Linked DNA regions of Homo sapiens: region 1 is linked to region 2. Evidence: chromatin loops called from intact Hi-C (ENCODE). Cell type or tissue: IMR-90. All regions are shown on one strand. Each heading gives the region's core, and the rest is flanking DNA. Links, peaks and the distances in the headings are about the cores only. Region 1 overlaps MAN1A1 (mannosidase alpha class 1A member 1). Region 2 overlaps MAN1A1 (mannosidase alpha class 1A member 1).

Region 1 (12,185 bases), core at 4,186-12,185, 130 kb before region 2:
TACATGAAAGGGAACCAATAGCATCGTGCCTCCCTCAAGAAGTTGTAATGGAACCTCCCATCCTGGTTCAGCGAGGTGATTGTGTTTCTATTTTCCACAGAGAATGCCAAGAGTTGGAAAGTCAGGAATAAAGTTCCCAAAGATTTTGTGAATGGGAATCATTCATTTGTTTCTCCTAGGAGAGTTAAACAAAACAAAACAAAACAAAAATCTCTCAGGTGCCAATGATTTTGGAAAATACTGTTTGAAAAGCAGTACATTTTATGACCCTGTTTGCAGAATTGTGAATTAGTAAGTGCTTGTAGCCTAAGGCCAAAATATCCCAGTATGTGTAAAAGTTTTTAGAAACTATACATCTATCACTGTTTTCTAACGTTTCACGGTAATTTGCATTCACTGGGGAATTAAATGGATCTGTGATACACATTTAATTTATTCTGTCGGTAATGGCATGTTTTAAGGGGACTCAAAGTAATCATAATAATGGCAAGCCAACAAATCTTTGACAATTAGCATAGCAATGAATGTAAAAACGCGGGCGGGGGAAATGAAGGTATTTTTCAGAGGTCATTTCCAAGAACGTTTTATACATTTACATGATATATAGCCAAACTAGAAATTCCGTGTAGTCTGTGCAAGTGACACTCATGTTAAAATCAACAAGAACAGTAGAAACAATTTGAAAAATGACTTAAAAATGCAGTTATTGGGAAAAGAAAGCCAATGAAACAATTGCTGAATAAAAACAAGCATGATTGTAGTTAATACTTTTGAGATTCCCCTAATAAGAAAGAATTATGTATAAGAATCTAGTGTAAATCTGTTTCTAAAAGATTTAGGTGTATGGCTTATTGCAGACTAATGCTTTTGTAGAAAAGGAAGAATCTGTGTTTTCAAAGTGACCAAAGTTATGTCAAATTGTACTTAAACCTTGAGGTAGAGACAAAAATGCAGGAAAAGGTACATATTCTTGTCATGATTCGCTAATTAACTCATTAATTGTTCTGATAGTCTTGGAATTTCCATTTACCTAGAACTTAAAATTGTTGTTTTCAACTTTAGTGTGTGTAGGAATAACACAAAGGGCTAAACATGGGTATTCCAGGACCCCATCGCAATTTTGATTTGTTAAATTTGGGGGAAGGCTTTGAAATCTGCATTTTAACAAACCTTAGCTGAGATTCAGATTAGGTAAACTGTAGCCCACATCTGGAGAAAGAAACACAGCAGTAGACCAATTCCTAAGGGTGAACTCTGAAATTATACCTTTATTTTGGAGTGGCTGGTTGGAAATAACATATGCTCTCATATATGGCCTTTTTTTTTTTTTTTGAGGTGGAGTCTGGCTCTGTCGCTCAGGCTGGAGTGCAGTAGTGCGTTCTTGGCTCACTGCAACCTCTGCCTCCCGAGTTCAAGTGATTGTTTTGTCTCAGCCTCCCAAGTAACTGGGATTACAGGCATGCGCCACCATGCCCGGCTAATTTTTTTGTATTTTTAGGATTAGCATGAAATCTTACCATATTCCTGTGTCTGGCAGCACAGAGGAAGGATAGAAAAACAGTTCCTGTTGCTGGGAAAATCCCCATTTCCTCATATTTAAAATGAGAGTTGGACTAAATGCTGTCTACATTCCCCTGTAATTCCAATACTTTAAATATGTATCTGATGCCTGGCAAATATTTCTTGAAAACTGTGACTCATGTATTGGCTAGTGTGGAGGATGGAATGAGCCTGGAAAAAATAGAAAGGAGGCTTCAGGCCATAAAATCAGTTAAAAAGTTTCCTAAGACTCCCCTTCCTGCCCTCACTCTTCAGTCACAAGGTAGGGAGCCTCGAATGGCAATTATATATGAACTCTATGTTCAAATGAAAAAGATTTTATCTTGTTAACTTTGAAAAACTTTTCAAGCAACCATCTACATATCATTATCAGTCATTAGATGTATTTGTTGCCAAGCTGCCATCTCTGTGTTGATGGCTGATAGTATACATAAACACCATGCTTAGAATAAATTTTAATAATTCTGTAACCAACAACATGAACACAACCAACATCAATTTGTGCTACCATAATTTAATTCAGAAGGTTCCCATTTGACTCTGTTAGGTAATAAGCTAATTTCTTTGGTGCTGTTGTAATCGTTTTTTGTTTTTTGTTTAACATATGTGGCAGGGACTGTGACATTAAGTCACATAAAACAATAATGGGCTGTTGAATACTGAAAACTATTGGAGGAGTCATGCCTTACTTTATTTTACATGATGTAAGTGGATTAAAAATAACCTGTTGATTGAGAGTTGATTCTAGTCACAAACATGTACTTTAATATTTTTTTTAAAAGTGTATTGCTCAGTGAAAGACATTTGCAAATAGTTGTAGCAAAGACTATGAATATAAGATCGAGTTTCCTAATTCATGCACTTTCTCACTCAATTGTGAACTATACTCTTGGCACTAGACAGAGAAATGGGGGAAAATGCCAGTTGAAGTTTCTTTTCTCATGGGGTTTCATACTAAGGGGTTAGAAAGACATAAATAAGGAAATAAATATGTAATACAGCAAATGCTAAGCAGAAAATAAAATAGGGTAGGGGACAAAAGGTGGAGAGAATTTTACACTGATTTGTCAAAGAAGCCATTCTAATGAGGTGACAATTGTGCAGAGACCTGATAAAGAATGAGCTATAAAAATATTAGGGAAAGCAAGTTCCAGGCAGTGGCAACAGCAACCAAAATATCTGAAATATTCTAAAAAGTACAGTACGAATTTGAAGAACTTAGAACCTGGGCTTTTTGAAAAATTTCGGAGGATCTTCTATAGCATAAGTTCTCCTTTTTCTATTAAGCCTCTTTGACCACTCAAACGCTATGGACCTCCTGTTCCCATGAACTTATATAGAATTTTAGCTTGTAATTTAACACAACTAAATGCTATTTTTGTCTTGTTTTGAGGGGTGGTGTGGGGTTAATCTCATTTTCTTAGCTGCATTGCAAATTTATGAACAAAGAACATAGTTTGTGCTATTTCTGACATCAAAGCTTCTAGCCTCTGTGTCCTGGTGTTGAACATATGTTAGATCGTTAATAAAGGTTATTTGATTACCCAAACACTGTATATGCAAAATTATGTGCAATGTAAAGTTTCTTAATGGGAAATATTTCCTTGTCAAGACCCTACAGGTGTGGTATGGAAATGCTGTTAGGATCAAATATTTTTATTTGCAACTGAAGGCACTCACCCCTTAGATATACAAAAGCCTACTAAAAAGGAGAAAAATATAACAAATGAGGAGATATATTAAAAGACTTTATTCACAATAGAGAAATTTTACAAATATAATTTTTAAAAATTATGTGTCAATCTATTGTTTCCCATAACATTGGAGATTTATATATAAAGTTGAAAATGACAGAATGGATTTATGTAAAAATAAAAAACAATCAATGTACACAATGTGTAGCTCATATGAAAACCTCATGACAAGTCATTGAGTTCTGTAAACTGCCATACAACTTACATGTGTAATATTAATTGCACAAAGTATATCAAGACATATTGAAGAAACACAAAATTAAGTGCTATTTTAACGGTTCATCTTTCAGTATGTGAATACGTATACAAATTTAACTGCACAGTTTTGTTGAAAATAAGTTTCAACAATAAGACTTCAGTTGTTAAAATTAACCCAAAATATAACTTTAATTAAATTACATCACTACAATATTAATCTCTTATCTTGTTTACATTTTTGGTGTTTTGGGACTTTTGTTAAAAAAAAATCCAAGTTCTAGAATTGCAAAAACTTCATTGTTGCCACTGAGAGAGCAACATATAGTACAGCTTCTTGTCTATTCACACCAGGACACCAAGGTACCTCATAGTGCAGTGTGTACACACAACCTGATTTTAATATTCTATCTGCTGCAGAAATACTTATCAGCTTTCAAATCAAAGTGAAAAGAAAATGAGTTAATTTAAATGGCAAATTCAAGGACATTTATACAAACATTATATTCTTAATTTTGGCAATAATTTTTAATATTTTGCCTTAAAGTCCTGGGAACAAAGGGCTCTTGCTATCCATTCATTTCATTAGGTGAACTGAAGATATGAGTGGGAGAAGTTATTCTGGATCACAGACACACATTAGCATGGAAATAATGATGTACGGAAGAGTCTTTTTCATTTACTAATTTTACTAATTTATTCTTTGACATACACCAATGTATGATATTGAAAAACAGAAAGCAGGTCATAAAGATGGTCCTGTCCGATAAAGGAAATCTTTTAAAACACTTTCAAAAGCTAAAATAACTAAAACTATTAAGCCTATTGATAGCTAAGAAAATAATTGTCTTCAATAATATTAGGTGGAACCATATGAAACTGCTGACAGTTTTTAAACTACAAATGCAGCAATTTCATATGTTTCAGCCTAATCCATGGGGTTGTACTGATCTTTCTGACCATTCTCGGCTGAAAATTGACATGGTCAAAGTCCTTGCCCTTCAGTATATGCATCGTATTAGCCCTTTCATGGAAGTATATCTACATAAATATATATGTATATATAGTGGGCCAATGTAAGCAAACACAAGGTATCACACCAAATCTATTCTTGAGAAAACCATTCCTATTTCAAACTTAATGTTTAAAAGAATCATATATTGATTTTGATTTACTCCAGGACTGTGGGGGATGGGGAGTGGCCATTTCTTTATATTTCTTCTAAGTTGTGATCTCTGTGTTGACTATAACCATACTAAATATGCTATATTCTTATTTGGCCTAAAATTTATTAGATTTTCCTTGATTGATCACGAATAAGTAAAATTGGCAAAGCTTCTTTCAGAGTCAAATCCTGCTTTCACAAACTGAAAGGAAATAATTTACTACATCTGAGATAGAGCCTTTTTCAAATCTGAGAAATCTGAACCAAATAGAATGCTTTATTTTCCAAAGAAAAAAATCAAGATGAAATACAAACAAGTGAACTAAAAGCCATATGAAATACCCTCTCTTTAGACAGACCCAATTTCTTCATATATTCAGTTAAACCCAAAAGCTAATCCATTAAGTTGTACTATTTTCTTCAGATAAATGTAATTCAGTGATAGCAGAGCTCTGCAAAATTTGAAAGCTCACCTCTCTGTGTAGTGGGGAATGGAAGAAATTAACTAGTATATAATCCAGAAATGACACAGGGCATTTAAAGTAAAATTAAAGGACACATTTACAAAATAGAAAACACTAATATAATTAACCAACAAAAATATACTGCAGTTCCGATGAAATGAGGTCAACATGACATGATCCTTTTGGAATGACTTTCTAATTTGAATTACAATGTGAGTGAAGTATTTTAGAAGACATTCTATCAAATAATGATAGACCTGCATAAGGAGGCTGTCACAGAAGATCTGTCTCTGGTGGACAGACAAACCAGATTAACATGAAATTGTAAAGGAAAAAGCTTTTTTATACTTATTATTATGGCTTTTTGCAACATGGCAAAACATTACAGCTTAAAGCAGACATCATCTCCTCTTAGAGGAGGAAAAAGTTTTGCAGTCAAATCAAATTATAATTAAGAGGTCATCGCTATACAATTCTATTCAGTTTAACAAAAACGATATTACACCTTCATGAAATCCAGAGATAATAGGTTACTTAAAAACATAAACAAAAAACTGGTGGATACACTGGCTGAATTAATAAAGGATATGATAAGGAATTTAGGTCCACCTATACCTATGATAATAAACATAAAAGACTGCAAAACAATTTAAGAACTTAATCACAGACCTACTAATCAAAGTTCATCATGTGCCTGATTACCAGAAAAGGAATTATTAAGGTATACAGTGAAGGGAATGGAGCAGAATAAAATATAAAATGTCTTTTTATTCCTCTCTGATTTCAACTTCCTTTTTATCTTTAGGGAGGATAGGGAGAAGATGTGCCTCGCTATTGAAGATCCAATGCTCCAGTGGAAGAAGATCGTCGTCAGAAAATATTAGGTACAAATATCTGGTGAGAGAAACATAAGTATATGAGGCCCAAGACACTAGGCAGGCAGTGAAACCACAAACACACAGCAAAAACCACATCAATGTCTGCATTCATCTTACCAAGAAACATGGACAAGAGTCAAATATATCAAAACCCTGAGGGGTTATACTCATTAACATGGGGTAAAGCAGCTACTCAGTGCTTTGGTGTTAGCAGTACCAAGTCACTGAACCTAGTTATTGAGAATATACCTGCAATTATAGCCATGCCTGATATTCTGAATCAGGCATACTTGATATTACTTGAATGTGTTCATGATAAAGACATCTACAAAGATCTGTTCAGGTACCTTAGCCACATGGTTTTAGAATAATTTTCACCTACTTCAATGTCTCTGCCAGGAAGAAACTCTGCTGCACATCATCATAACTCTCATGAAGAAGGTAAACATCCCTTAGGCCTGAATAGCCTCCATTCACTCTGCAATGGTTTTCCAAGGCCTAAATTATAGAGGAGGAAAAAAAAAAGTCACATTTCAGTAAACTGATTGTCACTAATTTTTATTATTAGATTGTCAAGTTCAGATAAAACATTTTTTTTTTTTGAGACAGGGCCTCACTCTGTTGCCTGGGCGGAGTACAGTGGCACCATCATGGGTCACTGCAGCTTCTACCTCTTGGGCTCAGGTGATTCTCCTGCCTCAGCCTCCCAAGTAGCTGGGACCACAGGCATTCGCCACCATGCCTGGCTAATTTTTTGTATTTTTTGTAGAGATAGGGTTTTGCCATGTTGCCCATGGTTGTCTCAAACTCCTGGGCTCAAGCGATCTGCTTGCCTCGGCCTCCCAAAGAGTTGGGATTACAGCCATGAGCCACTGTGCCCAGTCAAAATTTATTTTTTACAAATTGGATTCAAATTAAATGAAAGTTTGTTATAGAGTTTTAGGTAAAAAAAAATTAAAACCATAAACTAAATGTAAATTAAAAATGAAGTCATAGAACATATGGACCACATATCTTACCTAATTTGAAACACTTCTGCCTTTAGTTTTGGAAAAATTTTTCACTGATTTTTACCAATTCCCCCTATGGTCTGGAGCAGGGTTTAGCAAAGTATGAACTATAGGCTAAATCCAGTCCACTGTTTATTTTTGTAAATAAACTTTTATTAAACCACAGCCATGTTGTTTAAATATTGTCTGTGGCTGTTTTTGTACTACAATGACAGAGCTAAGTAGATGCAAAAGAGACTAGCTGGCTGTCCCCCAAGCCTGATATTGTCTGGCCCTTAACAGAAAGAGTTTGCTGACCCCTAGTTTGGAGAGACTGCTAATGTCAACTGGGATCATAAACCACTGGTTGAGAAACCGTACTGGAACAAAATCAGCTGCTTCTATAATCAGAGTATCTGAGTTTCTGAAAATTGATTGTAGGGTACTCATCAGTGATATTGGTAACAGAGCTAAAAGAAGAAAATGAAAGACAGTGAGAGACATGTGGCTGGGATCTATTCCTAAAATACATGTTTTTTTTTTTTTTCAGTCTAGTATGGAAGAAGATGGGATGACTCCACTGACAACTCTCTAGAGAGAAATGATCCTACATTTCTGTAGTTGTCTGAATTTAATGAATATTTGGAAAACAGATGGGTTGGGCAGTGTGAGGATGAACATTTAGGTAACAACCTAAACCAACCTGCCTTCCACTTTGTTGGTTACCACTAAGATGGCTGCTGTTTGTGTTTTCTTTTTCCCTTTCAGAGCCCACTTTCTTTCTTTTGTTTGTTTCTATTTTTCTTTAACCTTTTTCCAGCTTTACCGATGTATGACAAATACAAATAGTATATACTGGAAGGTGTACAGTGTGATGTTTTGATATACACTACTTCTGTGGATATACACCATCTTCTGTGGTGGATATACATCATCTTCTGATGTGGATACACATCATCTTCTGTGGATATACACCAAGAATTAGGATTGCTGGATCATATGGTAGCTCTATTTTTAATTTTTTGAGAAACCTCCATACTGTTTTCCATAATGGCTATATCAATTTTCATTGCCACCAACAGTGTACAAAGGTTCCCTTTATTCTGCATCCTCACTAAGACTGATTACCTCTTGAATTTTTGATAATAGCCATTTAAAAAGGTATGAGGTGATATCTCACTGTGGTTCTAATCTGCATTTCCCTGATGATTTGTGATGTTGAGCATCTTTTCACTACTGGCCATCTGTACGTCTTCTTTGGAAAAATGTCTCTTCAGGTCCTTTGCCTATTTTGAAATCAGGTTGTTTTTCTGCTACTGAATTGTAAGTTCCTTATATATTTTGGATATTAACCCCTTATCAGATATATGGTTTGCACACATTTTTGTTGTGTTTTTAGTTGATTGTTTCCTTTGCTGTAAGGAAACTTTTTAGTTTGATGTAGTTTCATGTGTTTATGTTTGCTTTTGTTGCCTGTGTTTTTGGGTCGAATCCAAAAAATCATTGCCAAGCTCAATGTCAAGGAGCTTTTCCCCTGTTGTTTTCTCCTAGGAGTTTTATGGTTTCAGGTCTTACATTTAAGTCTTTAATTCATTTTGAGTTGTTTTTTTTTTTGTGCTGTTTATATTTTGAAATTACATTTGTTGCTCTGCTAGTTACCAGGCATATTCATCTCTAGGAAAGTTATTTTCTGCCATCACATCCTACTAATCCTATTAATTATATGGTCAAATAAAAATTTCCATCGTACAAAAATTGCCATCTGCAATCTGGTTCTCATTTATTGACTGTAGACAAAAATAATAAAGTTTAAGACTAAAACCCTAATATATTTTATAGTGAAATAAAGAAAATGTAAACAAGATATACTTACTCTTAGTTTCTCATGTCATTTTTCACTTACGTTTCAGTTTTCCCCTGTGGATCATAATTCTGTCCCTCTTTTTTTTTTACATATATAATTGTACCCCATTTTTCTCCCATTTAATCCAACTACCAAGAAGATGGAAAGCATAGACTTTGCCTTATCAGTTGAGAAAAACCTTCTCTGGCTAGAAAGGATTTTGGAGGAAAATAAGGCTCTAAGAATGTAGAGCCCAGAAAAGAGGCGAGGGAAAGTAAGTACCAGCCACGGATTCTCATGAGCAGAGATGTTGCACTGAGAGCTCAGCTCCCATCTGCAGATACTGATAATGAGGTTATTGATTTTTCACATCAGGGCTGGAGGACAGAAGGGAGAGAGCAGAGAGACTATGAGGAGAAGCATTTAATTACCTGGTTAAAGAAATTCTGGCCAGCAGGCCACATGAATAAAGAAAATAAAGAAAATGCCTCATGATTTCATACTTTTAAAAAGCCCCGAAGAAAATAAGACCGATCAACTTAAAAACAGATGCTTCGATTAAATTCTAAGTTCCAGACAGTGCGTCAAATGGAGGATGAGCATGAAGAAAGAAACTTTCAAGTCCTATTATTTTTTCTTTCCTCCTTTTTTTTTGACAAAGAGTCAAATACCAGATATGTAGAATAAGCCAAAAATTATTGGTTAAAAAAAGGAAAAAAATCAGAATTTAGAAAAAATGGGCAAGGTTTTTATGGGAAACCCTATTTCCGGATATTTCTTTAAACAGATTTTAATCCCAAAACCTTTTCTTAGTTGTTCCCTTGAGGTTTTTTGGTAATGAGCTAATGAGAGGGCCAGCCATGATAAACAGCCACTCCTCCTCTCCATGGAAACTGCTCTAAGCTCCTTCTTTTGTTAGAGGAGTTGCTTTTGGGGTGGACAATGCCTAATCACCTTTCTTTCTAGTTCACCCTCTCATTCTTGTTCCCCACAAGTCCTCTTGGGGTAAGCTATAGTATTCAAGAACACAGCCAAAAATTTTGAGTAGTGGGCCAACTTCCAGCTTGAGACCCCCTTATCAGTGGCCCCAGAGGTTCCATGTCCCAGGCAGCATCTTCCTTCTCAACATGGGGTTGTACGTGAGAATAAAACAAAATGAAGAAATGCTTAGACAATAACAAGGGCTTCAGAGGTTTAGAGAGGCCCAGTCACTTTGCTTTTGAAGTTTTTGGTAAATTAAAAAAAAAAAATTTTTTTTTAAAGGAAAAGCACCCAAGAACTCCCCCTCACCCCTTACGCAAAAGTCTAGATTTTAAGACTTTAGGAACGTGAAGCTGGGGACAAATAGCTTTCCTGGGCCCTTACAACAGCCCTGATTCTATCAGCATCTCAACAGTGGAAGCTGTCATGTGTTTGTATGACTAAGTCTAACCAGATCATCATTGTACTATAATCTGTTCTTGGGATTCTCAGCCTCTAGGCATGGGGACCACCTTGGTTTTGAGTAAATGCTTCTATTATTAGTGATCCTATGTGACTGGGATGTGCAAATAGCAGAGAACAGGATATGAGAATGTTTATAATGATTGGAGCTCTAAACAAAGGATGAAGGGTAGGTAAGAAAATAGCAAGCATCATGAGTTAAATCCTAAGTCAGAGGACAGAAGAGTATTCTCTTGCCTACCAGATATATAAATGGCTGATCCGTGGAGTAAGGCTGTCTGCTTGAGTGTCGTCTGAACTCAAGGATAGAACACAGAGAATCAGGCACCTTGAACAAATCAAAGAGGGTTTGGAAACAGGATGAAGCCTGAGGAGGCAGGAGTAGGAAGGAGGAAAAGAAGTCACTTCCTGAGAGTCGAAATGTCTGAGTGGAAAAGGTTAGGTTTAGAAGAGCAAAGAAAATGTCTGTGCAAAAAAACAAAACCAAAAAACCTGAAACTACCAAAAAAAAACCCCCTAAAGCCAAAAAAAAATCCCAAATCCCTAGGTAAGGCTTTACCCTTTACCATAGATCAGCTGAGACATTATATAATCTATGTGAATATATACATACAATATTCTGATAAAGCTCATGCTGTAAGTTATCAGATGTTTAAATGGAAGGAATTTGTCAGTTTCTCATGATTTTTTTTTTTAAAATTTTCAAGAGAGTCTCGCTCTGTTGCTCAGGCTGGCGTGCAGCGGTGTGATCTTAGCTCAAAATAACCTTGAACTCCTGGGCTCAAGTGATCCTCCCTCTTCAGCCTCTTGAGTAGCTAGGGACTATAGGAGTGTGCCAGCATGACGGGCTAATTTTTAAATTTTGTAAAGACAGGGTGATGACTTGTTGCCCAGGCTGATCTCAAACTCCTATCCTTGAGCCATCCTCCCACCTCGGCCTCCCAACATGCTGGGATTACAGGCTTGAGCCACCACGCCTGGCTTTCATGACATTTTTGAGAAAAAGCAAAAGAAATTATCAGTTAAATATTATTTCTGTCAGGCAGACTCACAAGTGCTTGAACACCTGTGATTAATGGAGTGCTGTTAACCCACAAAAGAACTCTCTAGTGTTGTACTGCTGGATTATATACCTTTTCACATCTTATTTGACATTATTATTAGAAATTTAATTAAGACACAGAAAGCAGGTTTCTCAAGTGTATCAGTGAAAGAAGGCTGGGAAGGGAGTGCTTTGTTAGAAGATAGGAAGACGGCTTACAAATACTTTACAAACTGAAAGTATGGGTGAAAAAGCACAGTGCAAAGGAGATGTGACTCAACGGTAGCAAATGGAGAAGCTAACACTGACCATAATTTCAATATAAGCCAGTTTTTCTTTATTTTTTTGGAGTTGGAGTCTTGCTCTGTCCCTCAGGTTCGAGTGCAGTGGCGTGATCTCGGCTCATTGCAAGCTCCGCCTCCTGGGTTCATGCCATTCTCCTGCCTCAGCCTCCTGAGTAGCTGGGACTACAGGCGCCCGCCACCACGCCTGGTTAATTTTTTTTTGTACTTTTAGTAGAGACGGGGTTTCACCGTGTTAGCCAGGATGGTCTCGATCTCCTGACCATGATCATGATCCACCCACTTTGGCCTCCCAGTTTTTTTTTTTTTTTTTTTTTAAATATAAATCTACTAAAAGAACAAGTTGGACCATAAGCTGTGAAAAAATCACACTGCGAAGAGAGAAGAGAGGTTCACACTATTCAGCCCTAAAAGACCACAGCTGGAAACCAGGTCAGGAGAAGAAAATCAAGGGAAATGATGGATGAGGAAAGGAAGAGATGGCAGAACCTGCTGTCTTCGGATAATTGAGGAGCTGAAATGCAGAAGGGAGATTTTTTCCCTCTGGTAC
Region 2 (12,537 bases), core at 1,532-9,531:
CATTAAGTGAGAATCTTTAGAAGTATGCCCCAGGCGTCAGTACTCTTTAAAGTTACGCAGGTTATTCCAGCAGGTTATTCGAACACATAGCCACTACTCTAGCTGAAGGACACACTATGCACAATCCTTATCTAATTCCATCAGGTGTGCAAGTTTCCTAACCAAATGGCCTGGAGGGCCATGTTACACAGACTTCTCCACCATCCATAAGCTCAAGCAATTGGGGAGAAGTTATCGTCACTAAGAAACCAAAGCACATCTACTCACCAAACAAACTGCTTGAATGGCCTCCTTTTGATATAGGTTTGAGTTCATTTAATCCCCAGGCATAACCTTTATAATTATTCCAAGCATGTTTCATCATCTGAAAAAAAAAATAAAAACAGGATTATAATTTGAATGGAGATGTTTTTGCTACAAAATAGGTAATATATTGAAGAGCAAAGGCTAAAACATTAAAATTCATTAGTTAAAAGGATGACTAAGTAAAAGAATTATGATTATATAAACCAGAACACACATGCTCATACAAACATGCTGGTACACATACACACTACCCTTTTATGTTTACAAATGGGAAGTTTTCGTTTTTGAGTCCATTTAATCCTATTTAATGCAAATACCATTTTCAAAAGTCAGTTCCCAACAACAGGAATTTAGCTTATCTTAAAAGCATGAACCATGTCTACATTTATCTAGTTCATTTTCATAACAGATTAAATCTGCAAAGACTATCTTTAAAATTTATATTTCTGCACAAAGTTCTTCTTACTTTGTTGGCCTCACAGCATACAGACAAATATTCAGGTTATCCCTTTAAACCACTTTGATGTTTCCTGACGAAGACTATATGGAGAAGTATTTTAAAATATTTACAGGAAATAAAAAATAACACTGTGATTATGCCTAGATTTTGGAAAAACTTGTTTATTTTAATGTAATCAATCTTTAATTGGATACATGTGTGTATATGTATGTAACTGAAGATTGATCCAGTATATTCCTAATTCAGAGTCTACACACCAATAATGGTTTTAAAAGCCAAATCCCTCTGCCATAAATTAGTTGTATAAACTTTTTTCAATGACTCAAAGAACACATATAATTATTTTTGTATGCATATTTTTTAAAAGGATTGGGACTCTTCAACTGTCTAGAACTCAGTAATCAAAATATGGACATAATTGAAAAAGGTTCCAATCAGGCTCCATATTTTAGAGTATCTTAAAGCATCACACAAAGTTATAGATATTATTTACGGGCCATTTACCACTCAAAATCTTCATTGAGATCAGTATCATTTTATTAATAACAAAGTTTTCATATGTTCCTGAACACAACAATCAGCATCTTTAACCAACTTGTAAATTACCTTCCTAACTCACCACTATTACTACCAACAGTTACCAAGAATCAGTACTATCTGCTAAGTACTCTGCTAAATGCTATAACTTTAGTATTGTAACCAATTCTTGCTACAACCCTATGAAATATGTTTTATTACCATTGTTAGGGAGATGAAGAAACTGAGGTTTGGAAGTTAAAAAACAACTTTACTCAGTCACCACATTTTTCCACAGACAAGGTGCCAGGGTTCATCTCCAAGCTAGCCTGACTCCAAAGCCCATGGCATTAACCAACACATTGCATCACCTTCCTTTAATGAGTCAGCAAAAAAAATCTTCCTTTACTGAATCAGATTGTTGATCTTTCAACAATCAAAAGAATGTGTATATGGTAGTGTTTTCAGGATTTTTTTCTTATACATTAATTTTGTTGAGAAGTAAAACAGATTTGAGGGTCACATGACTTGATTTATAATCCCTACAACGCCACTGATGAGTCACATACTTAAGGATGAGTCACAGTTTTTGTGACTCTTATCTGAAAATTTGGGATAATTCCTTACAGGATGCATGTAAGGAATACATGATCGTGGTATATGTTTTTGCACCTTGCATACTGCTTGACAGATGGCAGGTAATCACGTTTATTAAATTTTAAATCTATATTAAAACTAATTAAATTCACATCACAGAAAAATAGAAACCAATGAGCCTCTGAAAGACTAGGTATATAAAAAATCTACAGAACACCTAGAGATTATATTTGATTTTATTTGGTTTTTCCATTAAATGTACTACATTTAGTAAATTCTTCATTCCTGTAAATTTCCAAAGATACTTTATAAATTCAAAAGCTTTTGGAATATACTGAACATCAAAACAGAAAAAAAAGTTACGATAATTTGTTTCAGCTTTGTCAAAAATGATCACTTATACAATGTACCACTAGTAAAGGATCTCCTAAAGTAACCTCTGTAGTATATATTAACTTTTCCTATCTTCTTCCCTCAAGGGAAAAGCTGACACTAATTGGTTAGTTTCCTACATTTCAAAAGTTGCTGACATATTTCTCAAAATGGGTTCCTGATCCCATGGGATTTCTATGAGTTAAAGTTAGAAAAGACGAAAATGATGTGGTCAAAATGCCCTGAACAAAGCACTGGGAGGGGTTTATCCAGCAATTATAAAGAGGAACAGTCATATTGTTAACCAATTCCACCAGCTGATCACTTCTGGAAATGATTTACCACATTAAAGCTAACTGTAAGACATTGTGTGAGTGTGTGTGTACACATGCATAGAATAACTATAAGCTTCAATTTAAAAGTCACATATAAAATCAACTTGTTAACTCAGATTTACGACTTACACAAATATTTGAAACATCAAAAGGCTACCAGCTTTTAATTTTGTAGTATTAAGCCATTACCCAGCTGAGTGGCGATGAGGATAAAGTCATTTAATTTCTCTAGACCCAGTTCTCATGAGCTGGCAGGACAAGGAAGTCACTTCTAAAAGTTAACTACTAACAAGGACAGAATTGATCACCTCTCTTCACAGGCTCCTTAGGTTTCTTTTGTAGTCTTTCATTAACTTAATTAGGGTTCTAAAGCCTGACATTCCACGTAGAAGTAAAATGGGCCCAAATTTCAAATGCAGTAGTGAAACCCTCACAAAAAAAGATAAACTGAAAGCAAGCCAAAGATGTTTTCTTCCTGAATACGTATATTTGCTCCTGGTGAAAGGTAGAGCTGACACGCTGTGTGAAAGGAAACAAAGGACCAAAATTTCATAATTGCAACCCATTATTTTAACCCAGAAAATATTAAATTGGGTATAAGGCATTAAAGAAATAGTATTACTTCCCCTTGACTCCATGCTTATAAGAAAAGATTCTTTGATTTGTACTTTCTTCTTAATTGGCATCAGGGCTCATTAATTAGGCCAGGTCATTTATTGAGTATCTGCTACACTATGAAAAGATTCTAAAGGACTAAAAGGGAAGTATACAGGATGCTGTCTCATTTACTATCTCATTGATAATGTATGGAAACATAAGATACTGCCTGTTTACATACTCAGTAAATGTTTGTGAATATAGAAGAGTAAGAAAACTAATTAAATGTTGTATACAACTCTATTGTTGTTTCTAACAAATTAAGTTTAATGTCCTGATCTAATCAAGCACGCTGAAGAAAGAAATACGTTGGAATTTCCCTAGTATGCATAGACTTCATATCTTGCATATTTATTGCTAGAACTACTCTTAGCAAATACTTCCATTTGCTGAAGTTTTAAACACATAATCTTTAAATTTTTATATTAGACACATCAAAAGTCTTTGAAAATTACATGATTTTTCCAGACAGATCTCAGGAAAACTTTGGGCTTTCATTGCCCTATTTCACTGAAGCCTACAAGTTCAAGTCCCACTTATGGCCTCCTTCTATGGGTTCTTACATAAAATTTCCGTAGTTTGTAGGATGTGATGCTGGCCCAGCTGAATGAACCAGGGCCTGGTGCCCAACTCAAAGGCAGATTGCTGAGAGCTAGCCATGAGCCTCCAACGTGGGGCGCCCTGGTGTGTAGTTCTCACTAATGGATGGGATGAGTCAACCCAACCATCCACTCTACCTAGGGAAGTGTAACTGGGAAACATTCAGAGAGAACCTAGAGGCCAGAGAGTGACACAGAAACAGAGAAGTACAAATACACAGGAGAAAGGGCTGTGAAGCAGTAAAAGCCATGAGAAAGAAGACAAGAAAGGCAAGGAGAAAAAAGTTAAGAGGAGGCTGAGGTACAGATGATTTTGCCACTTGGATGGTTCCCCAGTGGAACTGTGTTAGGCCTGTACAGCAGCTATAGAACTATCAACAATGCTGTGGAGTCCTGAATGTTGGTGAATCATCTTCCCTTTTCCTCTTTGCCTGCTGAGACTGTTTGTTTACTTCCCTATGTGTACTTGTAGAAAAGCTTCTCATTTACTGAGGAGTAAGGCGTAAAAGCGGGTCACGGGCGAACGCATATGAGAAACTGGGTCCATATCTGAGCTCTGCCATCGTCAGTGTGACTCTAAGCAAGGCAATTAATCTCTCTGAGCCCACTTTCTGCACACACAAAATGTGAATAAAAACACCTCACTGGTTGTGGTGATGATTAAATAAAACAAGGCATGTAAAGAGTTTAACATGTTGCCCGACACACATTAAGTGCTCAATGCATTTTAGGCATTATAATTACTTTTATTAAAAACCTAAGAATGTCTGTGATCTTTGCAATCTAAAAGAGCTTCATAATTTTTCCTAGTATAACACATAAATAGGAGGGACAAATATATGTGAAACCAGGCAAACTTACATTGTACACAAGCTCTTTATCAATATATACATTTAAAAATATACACAACTATTTGGTATCCAAAAGATGGAGGAAGAAAGGAAGAGTAGAAAGGTCCTCTCCAGGTGTAAGGCAATGTGGGGTAATCTTTAGCTATGCAGGTTCATACACTAGCTTTCATAAAATCTTAGTTGTGCCAAGGTACTGCTGTGTAGTGGGGGTTTGTTCGAGGGATTTGAGGTTGATCTGGGAAAAAGACAGGACCACAGAGGCAGTTAACACACAACAAGCTTTAATGAGTGGTGCTTTGTACAGGGTTGCATGGGAGGGCATCCAGAGGCTTAGGGTGAGGAGGTCACCATGCAGAAGGGGAGGAGGACAAAGGAACTCCCAAGGGAGAGGTGCATCGGAATGAGGGCTTAGGACTAAGTGATGTCACTTTGCAGCATGATGGAGTAACTCTATTATCAGAAGACCTTGAAGGGCAGTAGCAGCTCGGTGTCTTAAAACCACAAAGCTCTATCTTATCAATGGCCAACAGATGCTAGGTAAGGTTTCACAGAACGTGTAAGGCAGGCTCTAAATGCTAAAAATCTGCTTGTTCGGGCTATTTTTAAAATAATTAGATGTATTAAAAATTAGTTTGGTGTTGGCGGGCTCTTGAATTAACGGGTCTCAGCCTGCAGTGAGGAAATAACCTAGAGACCAACAGACAGAGGCCATGTTTGGCTCACTTATATAACAGTCCGCTGTTTGTCATGAAAGGGAAGAAGTTCTGTGGTCCAGTGATACTCATGTCCCTGCTGTTCTTGGGGACACAAGGGGCTGTGTCTGATTCAGGCAAGGTCTGAGGTGGAAGAGCAATCTAACTCACTGATTGTTAAACCTGAAAGTGATGTGCCATTTCTCTTAAAACTACACTTAGGGTTGATGCTTTGAAAAACAGTGATTTTAAAAGCCTGACAGCAATTTCCATCAAACTTTGCTTAAAATTACTTGGCTGTCATATAAAAGTAACTTCTAGAGCTTTCAGATAAAATATTTTTAGGGTCATTGAATTAACCTTATTTCTTTCAATCTTTGGTGGAACTGGAAAACAGAACGGAGAGACACAGATAAAAAGCAACTTGGGGGAAATTAATTCACAATTTCTCCAAACCTTCACTTATCCATTGGAAGAGAATTTCTCCATGGATCAAGAAAAGACGGCAATCTAACCACCCCTTCCACCGCTTATCTAATGCTATCCCCACCACCTACATTTCCTTATGGGAATGAAGATCTGGAGGGCCAGAAGGACAACTGGGCAGCAAGAGACCTGATACTAAGGCCGGTCTATCACAGCCACATGGCAGAGCAGGTCACAGTGGATAAGCCTGAGGCCAGCTGCCTCAGGGTCTGCCCTTCTACCCCTTAGTTCTCTCATCTTTCAAAAAGAATAACCCATTTTAACAAATGCACCACTGTGGGTTGAGGTGCTGAGACTGCGAGGTTGTGCCTGTGTGGGGACAGGGTGTATATGGGAACTCTCTATACTTTCTGTTCAATTTTGCTACAAGCCTAAAACTGCTCAGAAAATACAGCTTACTAAAAAAGTAAGTATTATCTCCCTTACAGCACAGTGAGGAGATCAGGTGTGACAGGGCACCTGACTAGAAGACACTCAATGAGCCTGGCTGACCTTTATCCACTCACGCCACCTCCTCAGAGTCCTCCTAGGCTTCAGGAGGTTAAACAGATAAGGGAGAACTTAGGAAGGAAGTTCTCCTTCCTTTGATGCTTTGACCTTTAGCTGAACTCAGAGTGGGCAGAGCAATTACGGGAAAGGAAAGAAAAGAGGCTAATGTCACCAAGAGGTGACAGTGCAGAGCCTGATGTGACTCCGCCTTCACAAAGACTGCCTGCCTGGAGTCTACCACAATTACATCTGAAAGTATTTAGCACCCTCTCATGCAACAGGTATCAAGATGCCACCCAAGACAGTCTTAGGAATGATCCTTGTCCTCACATCATTCCTCAGTGAGCGAGGGCCACCTCCAGTCACCTTCTAGCTGTCATCACCCAGTATGTGAAAAAAAGCCCTCTAGCCATGATAGTTTCCAATTTTACCCCATATGAAATTCAAATACTCATTCACATGCTTTGCTCTTTCAAATGCTGAAATAAATGTATCCCCTTCTCTCTTTCCCAAAGGCTGTCAAGGTGTTCTATTTTCAAGATTCTTTACCCCAATGTTACAATGACAATCACTACTTAGTAGCTACGGTTGCGAGGATGAGAATTATAAATGGGAATAAAGCAGTACTGCCAGATTTAGGAAATGGAAATATTACACAGAACCTACTTATACTAAAAAAAAAAAAAGTTGTTTATCTGAAATTCAAATTTAACTGAAAGTGCTATATTTCATCTGGCAACCCTAGGACAATGGGATAGGACACATTCAGTTCCTGGTTCTGAGTCCACTGTCTGCTCTCTGGTTTGTGCCCTGTTCTGTGGTAGGCTCGAAAAAGGGGTCAGAACATTTGAAGGGCCAGACAGGAACAGAACCACCAGGTCTAGGGCAACTAGAAGTGAATGGGAAACGTGACAAAACGAGAGTCAAGCCCCTCACTAAAGCTATTTAAAAAAAAAAAAAAAATCAAAACTACGCTGGCTAAGGGTTAAAAAAAAAAATCCGTGAGCCACAGTTAGCCCACAGCCCAGCAGTTTGCACTGCAACCTCTACTTTACAGGCACGCGTCTAGAACTAACCACTCTGTTTTTAGGTCTGTGGGCATGTGGCTTCCCACCAGCCCTGGTTCCCATAGCTCTGTGAGGAGCTTCTATTCCACTTCTAGCATAGGCTGCCCTTCAGGGCCAGCTTCCCGGACTGCTCTGGTAGCAACATATGTGCTATCTCTTTGCCACAAATTAGCAAAAGTCTTTGAGATCTGAGGTGCATAAAGCATTATGTGTAAGCTTCTCAACAATTCTTTCACTGGATGAGCAGTAGTTTCACATTTTAGAAGTATTATTTTGTTCTACAAATCAAACTGTAGGAGCTGTCGTCATCATGGGTTATGGAGGCCGAGGCTGTAAAGGAGGAAGTGAATTAACTTTGTCAAACAGCTACCACACTGCACTGTGAGGGGAATTTGATATAATTTAACACATCCAATCCTTACAACACCCTCTCTGGGGTATTATTATCCCTGTTTTACATATGAAGCTGAGGCCCAAGGTAGTGTAGAGAAGAGCAAGGCTGGAAACTCTCTCACGCTGATTTTCTCCACTATACACTGAACAGAGCCCTCACTTTTTTGCTGCTTGCAAACCTCAGACAGTCATCTGAGGCCTCTGAGCCCTCCTGCTCCTCCATGCACAGAAGGCAGCTCTATCTGGGGTCTGAGAAGCTGTGGCCAGGCCTGGCACCAAAATGACACATGCCGAATCAGGACTGGGAGCTGGCTCAACTGAAGACCCTCACAGCACCACCTTTCCTTGCCTGCCCTACATCCTTCAATTCTCACAGCCTTCCTCCTCCTCCACTTCGGCTCTCAGCTCCAGCTCTGTACCTAACTTTTCTCCTCCTGCCCTGTATGCTACTGGGGCAGACAAGATGGTGTTGTCCTATTCGACCTGGCCTGTCACTAGATTTATGGAAAACCATGAATTCCTCTCCTCATGCCAAGCTGCTGTCTACAGCTCTGATATTTTCTGAAGTTTACTACCACCACGGGAGCTAATGTGGACCAGCTTCTCTTTCCTCTTTCTGTATTACTCGACTTCTTGTTGCTATGTGTGCAATTCGTTTGTTGCCAGGTACTCGAGGTTGCCTCTTATCTACTGAGTGGAGAATATATATATATGGATGGGGATTTTCTTCAGATTGAGGTGTCCTGAATTCTCCTACAGCCAATTTTAATGTACTTCTAAGTTGGCAGGAGATATATAAAGAAACAGTAATTATTTAATGCTATTGCATGAATTCTAATGTGCCACTGAGCATTAATTCCCCAGTGAAATGAAAGCGTGGTTAGCAATAGCAATTTCTTTAGAAAAAGAGTCAGAATGACTGATAAAGCCAGTTTTAAAAAATGAGAATTCTAGTAATCACTACTTGTAATGGACAGATTGTTCTGTTTCTAAGAAGTATCTCGTTCTCCTAAGGAAAACCCAGTGTTTCCAGTTCTAGCTAAAAAAATTGGATCATATGCATTTAATGGTTCTCTTTTTTTATGGCCAAATTTTGACATTATTTTATAAAAACTCTTGTGCTGTTACCAAATGGCAGAGGGTACAGGGGAAAAGAAAAAGAATAAAGAAATACTTGACCAAAATATAAGTCCATTTCTCTAAAACATTCTAAGGGATTATAATTTAGCAACTCAAAAGTTAGAGGTCAGAAAAGGGCTTATTCATAGGTGAATATCTAGTCCATTCCTTTTTGGAAGGAAGCACTATTGCTGAGAACACTTTCCTTACATAGAACAGTTTGGCATCAGCTTAGGGTCTACCATTTGTAGTTATTTCCTTATCAAAAATATCTGTCTTGTGGTTGATGACTATGGTCTCCAGGCAGAAGCTGTCACTGAGTTCAGAAGTTGTCACTTTGTGTTTAAAGGTTTAACCTCAGGGTTTTTGGTCTGTTTATTCGGCAGATTTTTAATTAACACGGAAACTTTGAATTCATTAGATTAGCTGTGCTAAGACCTCTGTGGTCAATGTGAGGCCAGCAAGTGACCCCTTGCAGGCCTGTGGTGACAGGTGATCTCCCTCACTTGGTCCCCAGGCCAAGATCTTACAGGGCTTTCCCAACATGGGAAGCATCAGCAACTACAGATCTTTAGTGATCAAGAGAAAAAGATATTCATTTTTGTGGGTTTTTTTTTTTTTTTTTTTGAGATGGAGTTTTGCTCTTGTTGCCCAGGCTGGAATGCAGTGGCGCGATCTTGGCTCACTGCAATCTCCACCTCCCGCGTTCAAGCGATTGTCCTGCCTCAGCCTCCTGAGCAGCTGGAATTACAGGTGCCTGGCTAATTTTTGTATTTTTAGTAGAGACGGGGTTTCGCCATGTTAGCCAGGCTGGTCTCGAACTCCTGAGCTCAGGTGATCTGCCCACCTTGGCCTCCCAAAATGCTGGGATTACAGGAGTGAGCCACCATGCCCAGCCAAAAAAAGGTATTCCTTGCTGGGATATCACAGATGCTCCCTTAATATCCTAAGGAGAGCTAAAAAAGTGTGCCATAGAAAACAAATACTATTTTCATGTAATGTCTAATCTCAAAAGTTTTTTTTTAATACTTGTAATAAAAAGGTAAGCCCAAACATTCTAACTCATACATATATCATTCCACAACTTCAAATTTTCACATTTTAATTTTTGCAGCAGTGACAAAATGATTTTTAAAATTGAAATGTGCTATCTTTAAAAGATTTGTTTATAGATTTGTCAACCTTATAAAGACTAAGCTTTTTCTTTTAGATTCCTTTTTTAAACTTTACAAATACTATGAGGTTATCACTAGTATTACTAGTAGTTAATAAAGTTACTAATTATTTAGTGATCGATGAAAATGAATTAGCTTGAATTTCATTAAAATGAGCAAAGTCAGATATAGTTACCTTTTTAAATTACATTTTTTTATTATTATTATTCTTTTTTTTTTTTTTTGAAACAAGCTATCCCTAGAGTCAAGCCCCATTCTTCAGTTAGCAAGAGGAGAATTGTAGGGCACAAGTATTTCCCTTTTATCCTTTCTTTTGTGTGTGTATGTTTTCTAAAACAGACTTTTTTTTAAACAGAAGTTTTAGATGCACAGCAAAACTGAGTGGAAAGTACAAAGTTCCTATATATCCTCTGTACCCCAAAGGCACAACCTCCTCACTATCAACATTACGCACGAGAATCGTACGCTTATTACAACTGATGGACCTACACTGACACATCATTACCACCCAAAGTCCATGATTTACATTAAGGCTCACTCTTAGTGTTGTATATTTCAATGGTTTTGACAATGTATAATGGCATGTATTTACTACCATAGTATCATAGAGTATTTTCACTGCCATGAAAATCCTCTATGTTGTGCTTATTCATCCCTCTCTCCAATCCCCAGTAATTTACTGTCTGCATAGTTTTGTTTCATCCAAAATATAATTGGAATCACAAAATACGTAGCCTTTTATATTGTAGCCATGTTACTTCTTTCACTTAGCAACATGCATTTAAGGTACCTCCATGCCCTTTTATTGCTTGATGGCTCATTTCTTTTTAGTGTTGAATAATATTTCTTTTTAGTGCTGAATAATATTCCATTGTCTGGATATACTGCAGTTTAATTATCCATTTACCTATTGAGGAACATCTTTGTTGCTTCCAAGTTTTGGCAATTATGAATAAAGCTGTTAAAGAAGAGACTTGCACAGTATAAGCATTTCCTTTTTGAATTAAGGCCAGAAATCACTATTTTCTTAATTAAAGGATTATGAATTGTAATTCTGTAAGTTATTATTATTTGAAGGTAGAATTCATAAAAATAGATTGGCCATAAAATGTCACATATTATAGGAAAATTTGTTTTTCCTAAAAAAAAAACAAAAAAAACCTTCTGAAGTAACTGTCCTTAAAATTGTCCATTATTAATAAGTGGAATATCCGTTGTCATCTAGAATCCATGATCTTGTAAGATTCTGAAAGTAATCCTTTCATACTGCTGATAACAGTTTTACAAATTATTATCTGGGCATAACAATAATAAAAATGTATAAAAGGACTTTACTTATGAAATGTAATACTACCAGAAATGCTGGTTCCTAAGGATAATCTTGGAGTAGCAACTAGTGATTCCACAAGACTTAAAATCCATAATTGGTGTGTCCCAAAAATGTATTTTCTTATCATCATCCTTGTCACAGAAATAGCATTTACTGAACACTTACACATCAGGAAGTATGTAAAGCATTTCTCCGCTCATCCCTTACAACAACTCTGCAAGGAAGGTAGTCTCCCCAGAGAGAGTCCCATTGCACAGATGAAGAAATCAAGAGGTAAAGTAATTTTCCCAACATCAGATCTTGGTGGTGGAGGTTGGCTATGAACTCAGATTGAGTCTGAAGCCTAACATATATTACCTTGTACACTGTCCTGAGCCAAATGTGTGACCCATGCAATCTGGGGGAAACTTGGCTTCCAAATAAAGTGTTACTCATGTGCTGTTGATATATATCTTTGTATGTTTCTGTTACTTATCTCATTATTCTGGAAAAATTTACATTATGTTTAAGAGTGAGGCTTTCAGAAACATGACATGCAAAACCAACTTCCAATCTTTCTTTTTTTGAAAACCTTGCAGATACAGGGAAAGCATTAAATGTACTGCTATATTAAAAAAGTGAAAATATGAGTATCTCTTACTTCTGTACCCTGTAGGGAAAAAGTTACCTGACATATACTGAAACAGAACTTTGCTTTACATACATTTTAATAGCTAAAAGTTCTTTCCTTTGAAAGGTATCTGTTCACCTCTACTTGGGCATCCTACACGGGTTCTTTCATCACCATGAGTCTTGGTTTCATTGAGGATTGTATTTCATCACCAAAAGAACACCCTAATAATTTCATTTTGTGTTACTGAAAAGAGACATATTGCTCAATATTACTAGCTTGAATGTCAATAATACTCTAAACATTGCCACTAAATGGCAATATCAGATTTCTCATTAAACACATGCAGAAAAAAAGTACTGAGATATGGATTATTTTTCAAAGCTCTCTTCTATGGTTTCATCTAGACTTCTACATTACTAAGATTATCACTAAAAATGGCAAATGATTATTTTAGACTATATGTGATACAGTACCATCTTT

What was found. A loop is a pair of places that touch in the nucleus more often than their neighbours do. Peaks named below come from ENCODE experiments on the same cell type or tissue, not always from the same donor. Only the 100,000 strongest peaks of a DNase experiment are listed, where the experiment ranks them.
Region 1: a loop joins it to region 2, with 12 times the contacts of the local background. A loop is called at or near these places in 2 of 110 quality-filtered maps.

The regions. Positions count from the first base shown.
Region 1 is chr6:119,173,914-119,186,098 of GRCh38, forward strand. It overlaps MAN1A1 (mannosidase alpha class 1A member 1), which reads right to left. Exons shown (of 13, transcript NM_005907.4): 12 at 6,399-6,514; 13 at 3,292-6,032. The coding sequence ends at 5,906. Among named protein-coding and RNA genes, the nearest start is that of FAM184A, 100 kb to the left of the region's middle. In IMR-90, for the core only: no CTCF peak of the experiment used is centred there; no DNase peak of the experiment used is centred there.
Region 2 is chr6:119,306,629-119,319,165 of GRCh38, forward strand. It overlaps MAN1A1 (mannosidase alpha class 1A member 1), which reads right to left. Exons shown (of 13, transcript NM_005907.4): 3 at 268-364. Among named protein-coding and RNA genes, the nearest start is that of MAN1A1, 37 kb to the right of the region's middle. RefSeq lists a silencer at 6,356-6,650. In IMR-90, for the core only: no CTCF peak of the experiment used is centred there; a DNase peak (open chromatin) is centred at 1,753; H3K27ac peaks cover 358 bases.